2 separate regions of the Homo sapiens genome follow, and region 1 is linked to region 2. The links are chromatin loops, found by intact Hi-C in ENCODE. Cell type or tissue: HCT116. All regions are shown on one strand. Each heading gives the region's core, and the rest is flanking DNA. Links, peaks and the distances in the headings are about the cores only. Region 1 overlaps DSC3 (desmocollin 3). Region 2 overlaps DSG4 (desmoglein 4).

What was found. Peaks named below come from ENCODE experiments on the same cell type or tissue, not always from the same donor. Only the 100,000 strongest peaks of a DNase experiment are listed, where the experiment ranks them.
Region 1: it touches region 2 in a loop (2.3-fold over the local background); 2 of 110 quality-filtered maps call a loop at or near these places.

Annotation. Positions count from the first base shown.
Region 1 is chr18:30,995,998-31,001,316 of GRCh38, reverse strand. It overlaps DSC3 (desmocollin 3), which reads left to right. Exons shown (of 16, transcript NM_001941.5): 15 at 4,269-4,526. Among named protein-coding and RNA genes, the nearest start is that of DSC3, 44 kb to the left of the region's middle. RefSeq lists an enhancer at 3,557-4,131. In HCT116, for the core only: a CTCF peak has its summit at 1,930; a DNase peak (open chromatin) is centred at 2,006.
Region 2 is chr18:31,394,369-31,399,758 of GRCh38, reverse strand. DSG4 (desmoglein 4) reads right to left here. Exons shown (of 16, transcript NM_177986.5): 9 at 216-487. All of the region lies in intron 1 of DSG1-AS1 (DSG1 antisense RNA 1), which reads left to right. Among named protein-coding and RNA genes, the nearest start is that of DSG4, 20 kb to the right of the region's middle. RefSeq lists a silencer at 1,287-1,487. In HCT116, for the core only: a CTCF peak has its summit at 2,765; a DNase peak (open chromatin) is centred at 198; H3K4me3 peaks cover 1,133 bases; H3K27ac peaks cover 2,676 bases.

The DNA.
Region 1 (5,319 bases), core at 1-5,000, 400 kb after region 2:
CAGATATAATTTGTTTATGTAACTTGTTGACCATTTATAATGGGGAAAAAAGCTTGCTAAAAGTTCTCAAGATAGCTAGGAAAATATCAATGAGATATATCTAAAAGAAAGGGAGAGGGGTTTGGAAGATTACTGCCACTCTCTTTCCTTATATATTTCTTAGGACTTCTGAGGTGCTTTTATGCTTCTTGTTTTGTGTAAAGTATATATATATATATATATATATACACACACACAAAGTATATATAAACACAAAGTATATATATACACACACATATACACAAAGTATATATATATACACACAAAGTATATATATATGTACACAAAATATATATATATACACAAAAGTACTTACAAGGCATGTTCTTACCTCAAAAAGATGCCAACTTATTTATGAGAAATAGATCCTACTTTATGGAAAAGCAAAATAGGAACATGACAATAAACCAATATGATAAAGCACTGTCAGAGTTCAAAAACACCTATGATACCTAAATGTACTCATGTAGTTTGGATCAACCAGAAAGGCTGGTGACAAGAGGTACAGCTTACTTGGTAACTTAAAGAATAAGAAGGGTTTGAAAGTGAAGAGACGGTGAGAATAGCTAAAGAAGAGGAAAACAGCATAGCCTACAAGACAGGAGATGATAAAGTTTAGGGGCTATTTAGCAAATAATAAATAAATTGATTTAGAATAGAAGAAATCATGTGTTGGAAAAGAGGCTTGAAACAAGTTCGGTGTTAGAGAAGAGAATATTAAGAAACAAGTGGGAGATAGGACTTCTAAATGCTGCACTAAGGATTTCGGATTTATTCTCATGGTAAAGGAGAGCCAGCCAAGGCTTTTCTACAGGAGAGAGGTATAATCAAGCAGCGTGAAGCTGAGTCAGTAGGGGGATCAGTGAGAATAGGAAGACATCAGGGTTGGGGAAGATGAAAGCTTAGTTTAAGCATGAGTTAATTCTACCAGGATGATGGTAATTGTTATATTAAGATAGGGATGAATAAGAAATATTTCAAAGGTATAAAGGATAAGCTTGTTGACTGACTGAACTTAAGGAACAAAGTAAAAAGCAGAGTCAAAGTGGCAGAGGCTATAGCCAGGGACAACGACTACATATCCAGCCTTTTCTATGTCTCGGGGTGAAGATGCCTTTCTTATTCACTATTTCTCTCTTCAACTCCTCCACACCACCATGCAAAATCATAGCCCATCTATGCTTGACGTGCCTACATGTAGAAACCTGTGATGATCTCTCCAGCGAGAAAGCAGGTTTAATCCCTTGACAGTCCTTGACTCATAGTAAGTTCTTATTTTATTTTTAAGACCGGCATGGATGACTTTTACTTAATATCTGTTCTTTGCCATTTAATGCTAGAGCTGATGATATTGAGTGGCCATTTCACAATATGTACCTGTTCTGTGTTAGGAACACTTCTAAAAGGGGCTTGGAATTATTAATTTATACAAAAACATAAAATTTCATCTTGAATCTATAAACTTGCTTTAATACAATGAGTAAAAGTGATCATTTTAGCTTTGGATCTGAATTTCACTTGAAGGCATGCACATGGGATTAGGAGTTGGGTGAATAATCAGGACTGGAAAAGTAAACCTAGAAATTATTGACATGGATAAAGAGTTGTTGATACCCTGTGAGAAGGAACTTTGGGAAATGTGGATGGAGGAGGACAGAAAGGAGCAGAGAATAAAAGTATGAAAGCTAGCCCTGTAGGCTCAGCATTGCTTTTAGTTTATTTTAAATTCCTCTTTTATTCACTTAGAAATATGATCTTTGAACTTGTGTTTATTACAACGAAATTATACCATCAAGAAGATTTAATAATTAGGAGGGTTTTTTTTTTTCCTTTTTTGTAATTGAATTTTATTGTAATGGCAACTTAAATAAAAAAATGTAGGGTAGCACTGCCACCAAATGGCTACTTTTCAATTCTTTTTTTCTGGTATTTTTTTCTAAGGCAATGCGACAGTAAGTATGACTTTTGTAGATATATTTCAGGTTCAATAAATCATCTGTATTTGAAAAATCTTTCAATTTAGTTAAAGACTGCATTTTAAGTAGAAAAAAATTTAAATTGATAGGAAGGTGGCACAAAGGAACCTGAATGTAATGGAGGTTCTTGTCCTGAAAGTAATGTAACTGTTTGTAATGAAAACTGACATGTCGAGGTTACCACTGTAACTAAACTTCTGTCCTATGGCTCAGAGGGTCGGAGTGAAGTTCCAGTATTAAGTTAATGTTTAATGAAGACTTTTTCATTTTAAAGCATTTCCTTGACTCTTTGTCATCCTCTAGTTCCCTCCACATCTCTCTTTTTCTTTCAAACTGAACTTTAGGAAAGAAAAAATTATATTTGATTTCTCTATAATACTCCTTCCTGCTTACCCAGCACTCCCTGGAAATTCTTTTGGCAAAGCTCATCAATGGCTATTCTTTCACTTAAATCCAATGGGCGCTTATACTTTAATTGAACCCATTCTTACCTTGCTGTGATTTTTCTGTTGTTGTTGTTAACATCATTGGCTGCTCCCACTCCTTACCATATTCTCTCTTCATGGCTTCAGGGTCCTGCCACTTTGGTTTTCTCTGTTATCTCAGTGGCTATTCAGATCTGGCCTGTCACAGCTGTGTTTCTCTTACCCTCCCCTTAAAATGTGATTTTTCTTGTGGTTCTATCCTTAGCCCTTTTTTATTTTGGTTGACAATTTTCTCTGGATAGGTCCTCTATTCCCATGGCCTCAACTATCACCTATTTGGGAGTGTCTCCCAGAATTATATCTCCAGCTCAAATCTCTCATCTGAGTTCCAAATCCGCATATTCATATATTCATCTTGGACATCCCACATGTTTCTAATGTTTACCATGTTCAAACTTTAGTTGCTCACTCTCCTCTTGCCCATAAGCACATCTTTCCTCCCTGTTTCAGTGAGTTGTACCATCTACCTGTTTGCCTTCATGGAACACAAAAGAATAATTTCTAACTCTGTCCTTGATTGCCTCATCCATCTAGATACTTGTAGGCTCTCTGTGGAGTCCATCTACTTCTTTCAGTCATCACTGCTTCCTCCTTGGCTTAGGTCCTTATCATTTTTACCTGGAATATCAGATCAGATCAGATGCAGTGACCCCCATCTGATCTCCATGAACTTAAATTTGTCTTCTTATTTGTCTTCCACATTATTGCCTAGAATGATATTTTTGAAATGTGTTTCTCTCTGTAATGAGTTAAAATTCTTCACAGTCCCTGTGATCTTCATAATAAAGTCTATTTTTTTAGCATAGCATATAGATCTTTATATCTTATGGCCTTTTATAACCTTTCTAACTCCCCCCAACCCTAATCTTATGTGGTAGCTGTTCTCAACTGATTGAAGTTGGGGACCCCTGAAGGACATTGTTTGCCTTTTGCCTCCAGACCCTTCTACAGTGGTTGCCTTGTTTGTCCCACTCCTACTAGTCCCTAGTCTCTTAGCTCAGAGTTTTTCCAGTTACCTGTTCTATTCCACCTACCCTGTTTGGATTTGAATTTTAATGCTCTACTTCTGTGCTCTTGTAACATTTTGTGCTCACCCACATAGTAGAGTAATCACATTCTCAAAGTATTTGTTTTTCTCTCTCCCTGGAATAAGATCTTCTTGGAGCCATCGAGAGACTATGTCTATCTTTATATCCCTAGGCTTTTGCATTTGCTATGGTGAAATTTGTCCCTAAAAGCTGATATGTTGGAAACTTAATCCCCAATGCAACAGTGTTGAGAGGTGAGACCTTTAGTAGGTGATTAGGTCATGAGGGCTCTGCTCTCATGAATGGATTACTGTCCTTATCATGAGAATGGGTTTATTATCATGAAAGCTTATTGTAAAAGCAAGTTCAGCCCCCTGTTGCTCCTCTCTCCCTCTCTCCCTCTCCCTCTCACTCGTGCTCTTTTGCCCTTCCACCTTCTGCCATGGGATGGGCCCTCGCCAAATGTGAACTCCTTGATCTTGGACTTCCCAGACTTCATAACTGTAAGAAATAAATCTCTGTTCTTTAAAAATTAACCAGTCTCAGGTATTCTGTTATAGCAGCACAAAATGAATGAAGACAGTATCTGGGCACATAATTAGAAACTGATAAATGTCTGTTGAATGAATGAATGAATGAATGAATAAAAGGTTGAACAAATATTCTCTCTCCTTTGCCTTCTCATGACAACTTAGAATCCATTTCCTCTCAACATGAATTATTTCATTTTATTATTTCAGTGCTCTGCCAATGGATTTATGACCCAAACTACCAACAACTCTAGCCAAGGTTTTTGTGGTACTATGGGATCAGGAATGAAAAATGGAGGGCAGGAAACCATTGAAATGATGAAAGGAGGAAACCAGACCTTGGAATCCTGCCGGGGGGCTGGGCATCATCATACCCTGGACTCCTGCAGGGGAGGACACACGGAGGTGGACAACTGCAGATACACTTACTCGGAGTGGCACAGTTTTACTCAACCCCGTCTCGGTGAAGTGAGTTTCCTTAGGTGTTTTGAGTCTAAAATTTAAACCTCCGAATGGAGAAAAATAGACAATTCAAATTAACATATATTTTCTGTATTTTTCTGTGGGCTCTCTCTTGCTTGCTCTGTTCATTTTCCCGTGCTCTTTGATTTTGTTACATTATTTAATTTAAAAGAGATTTTATTTCATTTTTCATATTTCATTTAATTTATAAAATCCCATAAATATAGGATGTTTTTAATATTCTTCACTAACGTCTCATTTTTAGTTGTGTATTTACCTCATGAACCCTTTTGATATAGAAGATCGTGAAAGTAATTCTAGTTCCTCACAATTACAAACTTTTCAAATGAAATCTGTATTTCTCTGTGAAAACACCAACATTTGTATGCAGTTTTAGGATAAAGATTAAATAGCATGATTTATATATATTTTTATCTTATTGCAAATTGACAAAATTTAATTGTATATGTTTATGGGGCACAAAGTGATATTATGATTTATGTCTGCAATGTAGAATGATTAAATCACACTTAACATATGCATCACCTCAAATACTTATTTTTTGTGGTGAGAACATTTGAAATGTACTTTCTTTGCAATTTTGAAATATAACATATACTATTATTAACTATAGTCACCATTGCAGGACATATTTTAAATATACAAAGCACCATGCGAATGTAAAGTGCTTTTATTTTAAGGAAAGCAAGAATATGAAAGAAAGAAGGAATTAAAATAAGGAATTCTCTGTTCATACCAAAATCACCTATGAAGCAGAAGCTTTTTTCTTTCTTTTCTT
Region 2 (5,390 bases), core at 103-5,102:
AATTACTTTTATAACTAGTTGGAGCCCTTACATTATTGAAGCCTCTAAAACACTTAAAATTCTAAGATTTCAAATGCTCTAATAGTCTTTTAAATCAAAGGAATAATAAAAGCAAAAAAGCCCTCCAAAAGTATTACAACCAACATATATTAGCGCATGCTACATGAATTAACACTGGATAGAACCATAGAACATGAAGAAAATAGTTGCAGTACCTGACATCTGTTGCAGGGTTTCCTGTGTCCAAATCTATGGCTGTATATGTGCCAAGCACATAATTCAATAAGGAACTTCCTTTTATTCCTTCCCGCACACTAAAAGCCATAGTACTTGGATGAAATGCAGGTCCTTCTCTCACATCAACAACTTGAATTCTCACAGGGGTTGGGTGCATTTGGAATTGAGAAGCAACGGAGTAGTGAAAATCAGCTTGGTTTTTAACTCCGATACTAAGCTGAATGTTAGGTGCTTGTTCATAATCCAGCATCTGAAATGAAAGAAAATAAAAAACTCTGAAACAGCAAAGAACTCTCTTTCGATAAAGTAAGAAGCCATGGTAAAGCAAACCACACACTAGAATAAGGTCCAGGAGATACGCTGTTTAGATTTTGAATTGAAAAAAATTTTACTTATTACTGCATTAGGTATCTTAGATATGTTTTTCTGTTCATCTTTTAGCATAATCAGCTATGTAGATTATTTAAGGCTGTGATTTTAAATTGGAATAAAATTTTGGAGTTTTGGACTTTTTATACAAAAATGCTGAAATGAAAAACGATTATTTTCCAAATGAGGTGTTTATGAAAAAAAGCTTTAGAATAAAATAAAAACTGTTCACACTATTGAATGAATAAATAAATAGTACCCAGATTTCCTTTATAGAACTCACATCTGAGAATCTTTTGAAAGTATAATCAGCAGAATAAAGGTGCTAATATATATGATGTCACTGAACACGTAATTTTTTTTTAATGGTGTACACAACTTACAAAGAATTTATGATGATTATAGTCGCCGGGTCTGGTGGACAGGAAGACTCCTTTATGGGGCATATTCAAATAAGTAAATGCCATGCCCAGAGAAAAGTCACCTTTGAAATGGGTATTCTGGATAAAAAATAGAATCTTTTGATCCAGAATGATTGATGTGGTGACATGAAAAGTCACAATGAAAAAGTAGTTGCAAAGAAAGAATTGCTGAACAATGTCTGCTTAGAAGGGTTCTGGAAGCTAAGCATCACTTGCAATGCATTTCCAACAGCAGAAGTCAAGATATCAGCAAGGCTTGCCATCAGCAGAACTCTGTGAGGTAAATCTCTGCTTCTCAGGGAAACTCCCTGACATCATGAATGTTTCCTTAGGTTTTAGAGTTACATCTTTTTAGAAGAGCTGATAAGAAAAACATTCACAGAAATTTACTTGGGTTCTTCTTTGGAGATGGCTCAGCATGCCGTGCTTGAATTTCAGCCAAAACCCTTGAGGTTTGAGATTTTGATTCCTTTTGCACATCTGTTTACAGATCCACATAATACCTAGTCCACTGGTCCACGTAATAGACCACCCCACATGATACTTAGCACAGAACTGAATATAAATTATGTACTCAAAAATCACTTTTCAATTGGAAGAGATCTTTCTTCTACAAATCATTTTTTTATTTAATAGAATTCCATGCTATCTTCAAATAAATGAAAAATCGAGAACCTCAAGTTTTTTTTTTTTTTTTTTTTTTTGAGACAGGGTCTCATTCTGTCGCTCAGGCTGGAGTGCAGTGGCACAATCTCAGCTCATTGCAACCTCTGCCTCCTGGATTCAAGCAATTCTCCTGCCTCAGCCTCCCAAGTAGCTGGGACTATAAGCATGCGCCACCACACCGGGCTAATTTTTACATTTTTAGTAGAGACGGGGGTTTTGCCTGTTGGCCAGGCTGGTCTTGAACTCCTGACCTTGGGTGATCCACCTGCCTTGGCCTCTCAAAGAGCTGGGATTACAGGCATGAGCCCCTGTGCCCGGCCTGATAACCTCTATTCTGATAGAGAAATCTCTTGTGCTTTTCTTATGTATATACACAAATGCACTTTTGCTTGTAAGAATATTAATAGTTCTCTCCCCATTGAACAGAGTGTGATGAAAATATACCAACATGTGTCTAAAGTTGTATAATTAAAGATCTTCACATAATCTAGGAACAGGAAATTGTTCTGGGGTCAACCTTTCCTCTTGGAGGAAAGCCAAATAGAGGAAAGGCATAAAATTGTTTACTCATTCTTCGCAAGTGGGGCCCTTTAGTCAGGATTTTCTGATTGTGTCCAGAGGTCAAGGATTGTAAAGAGCAATGGAAACAATGGTTTACTCTGGAGTCTCTTCATAAAGTAAAGGGAGAGGCTGGGGAAACTCAGTCTCTGCAGTTTAAGGAACAAATGAGGAATAACCACTTAACAAGGTACACAGGCGTGTGTTAGAGTGGCTGGGGGTTTGACCTGCAGTGACCAGGAGTGAGGCTCTGGAAGGGCTCAGGATGAAGATAACACATCCAGAAATGTATTTGGCTTCTGGCAGGCTTTTGGCTGCTGTAAATTGTAGTATAGAAGCTACGCTTAGATTCTCACATCCAATTTTTTTGTTCTAATTTAATATGACACTGCTAATTCTAGTGGGGACACTGATTCATTTTAGAATTAAGTATGAAAAAGGGAGAAAGTTAGAAGTCTCCATCCAAAAGAGAATGTGATAGCAGTTTTTCAACAGCAGGGGACTGGGGAAATGGTCAAATATCTGCCTGAGTGTGTATGTTCTGTTTCCAGGAAGGCTCATTTCCTGGTACAAATGTGTCTGGAAGAGAGAAGCAGGGCACACACAGCTGGGAAGGAGTTTATAGTGGTACACAGACTTGGAAGAAAAGTCTCGGCATGCTAGTTCTTTCCTAAAATCGGTTTTACTGGCCCCCAATTACGCAGTGAGACACGAAGGTGGCAGTTAAATATGACTTTGGGACCAGAAAGTTCCAGTTGGTTCTTGTCTTTGCCATTCACCACCTGGGTAAATTGAGACTAGCTATTTGTCTTCTTCAATTTTGTTTCACTTTCTCTAAAAATGGAATTACTGGCTGGGTGCGGTGGCTCACACATGTAATCCCAGCACTGTGCGAAGCTGAGGTGGGCAGATCACTTGAGGTCAGGAGTTTGAGACCAGCCTGGCCAGCAATGGTGAAACCCCGTCTCTACTGAAAATACAAACATTAGCCGGGTGTGGTGGCGCATGCCTGTAATCCCAGCTACTCCGGAGGCTGATGCGTGAAATTGCTTGAACTTGGGAGGAGGAGTTGCAATGATCACACCACTGCACTCCAGCCTGAGTGACAGAGTGAGACTCTGTCTCAAAAAAAAAAAAAAAAAAAAAAAAAAAGCAATGACCCTATTTTCTTCCGAGAGTTGTGAGGATTAAATGAGATAATATATGTGAACCCTCTGGATACACCTTATAACAGAATAGTTGGTGTTTAGTAATTGCTTAATAAATGTTAGAATTATTATAAAAATAGAGAATCAATTTTTTTGTTAGAATTCCAATTGGGTAGCATTTTGCTTTGCTTTTTTCTCAGTGTTGAAGTCAAATATGTATATATATATACACACACACTTTTTTATTGCTTGCGTTTTCATATACACTTATCAATAAATACCAAGGAGAGGCTGTTATTGACAGAGAGACTTTCATTTTTCTGAGATCTTTCTCTTGTTAAACTGTAAATTCCTTGAGAACAGGGACCATATCTTATTTGCCTTCATGTCCTTAACACATAGCAATTCTCAATAAATCCTTATTTTTCTTCTGCCTCCCTGGTCCGCGTTCAAGTGATTTTCATGCCTCAGCCCTCCCAAGTAACTGGAATTACAGGTGACCGCCCCACACCCATCTTTCGCTAGAGACTTGGTTTCACCCCGTTGTCCAGGCTGGTCTCGAACTCCTGGACTCAAGTGACCCTCCCGCCTTGGCCTCCCAAAGTGCTGGGATTACAGGCACGAGCCACCTTAAATCCTTTGAATTGAGTCTTTGTAATTTCCTCAGACTAAGAGAAGGGTTATATAAAGCTTAGTCAAAAGTCCAGTTTCCTCAGGGTTAAGGGGTATCCCGAATGAAAATGGAGAAGGTGTAAGAGGACATTAGTAACCTCATTCCAGATGTATCTGGAATGAGAGGCTGACCACCAGCTGTTGAAAATGTCAAACATGGGAAAATTACGCTTATGTTCTCTAAAATAGTTCTTTTGGCTAGGTAGTAATACAAACATCAAGGTTTAAAATTTCATTTTAATTAGCCTTTCTCCATTACTTTGGTATTTTTAAGCACATTTTTTCTTACTCTTTTTAAGAGATTTGGAAAGTTATCATTCAGAAAAAAATAGATAGGGCTTTGTATATACAGCATCCAAATTACCTTGACAAATTTTTCATGAAATTGATATTTCAATAGCTTTTTTTTTTTTTTAGCAATTAAGTATATCTTTAAAAAAGTTGTTATCACAGAAGGCACATTACATAAGTCAGATAGTACATTGCCTGCATTGTTAATTTTTTTCATATTTATAATTGTATGCAGAAGTTACGAATGATGCAATCAAGTCCAGTGACTTCTGTTTGGATGATATCTATGCCATTAGTTTCAGGTAAATAGTATCATCAATACTATTCTCAAATTTTGTGAGTCTCTACTATCTTTTGGACACTGGACCAGGTGCTGGGGGTAGAAAGATATTTAGATCAGGTTCTTTATGCACAAAATTCTTCTATTATTTTAGTAGGTTGGGAGACAGAACAAAAGCAAAGAGCAGTTACATATTATGAGATAATATACAAAGTTAGTCACTAAGATGATAAGAACATAGGTAAGAATTGCATGTTATGTCTAGCTCTTGATTTTTAACCAGGATGCAAGGTTTAACAAATTCTGATCCCTGGAAGAAAAACTTGACTAAATATTCAGAATTTGATATGGTGGGAGGTGACCTCTTGTTCCTCTATTCCTCTTTGTATTGTATTTGGCAATGTCTCCTATACCCATTCCTTTTTTTTTTTTTTTCCATTTTTACTGCCATTGCCTTAGATCAGATGCTTAGTACCTCAGAACTTAATTAATATCATAATAATTTTTATAACTGTGGTCTTTTCAGAGTTGAACTCATGTTGTTAAGTTTCACTTTTGTTGCCGAGGCTGGAGTGCAATGGCACAATCTCAGCTCACTGCAACCTCCGCCTCCCGGGTTCAAGCGATTCTCCTGCCTCAGCCTCCCGAGTAGTTGGGATTACAGACATGTGTCACCACACCTGGCTAATTTTGTATTTTTAGTAGAGATGGGGTTTCTCCATGTTGGTCAGGCTGGTCTCAAACTCC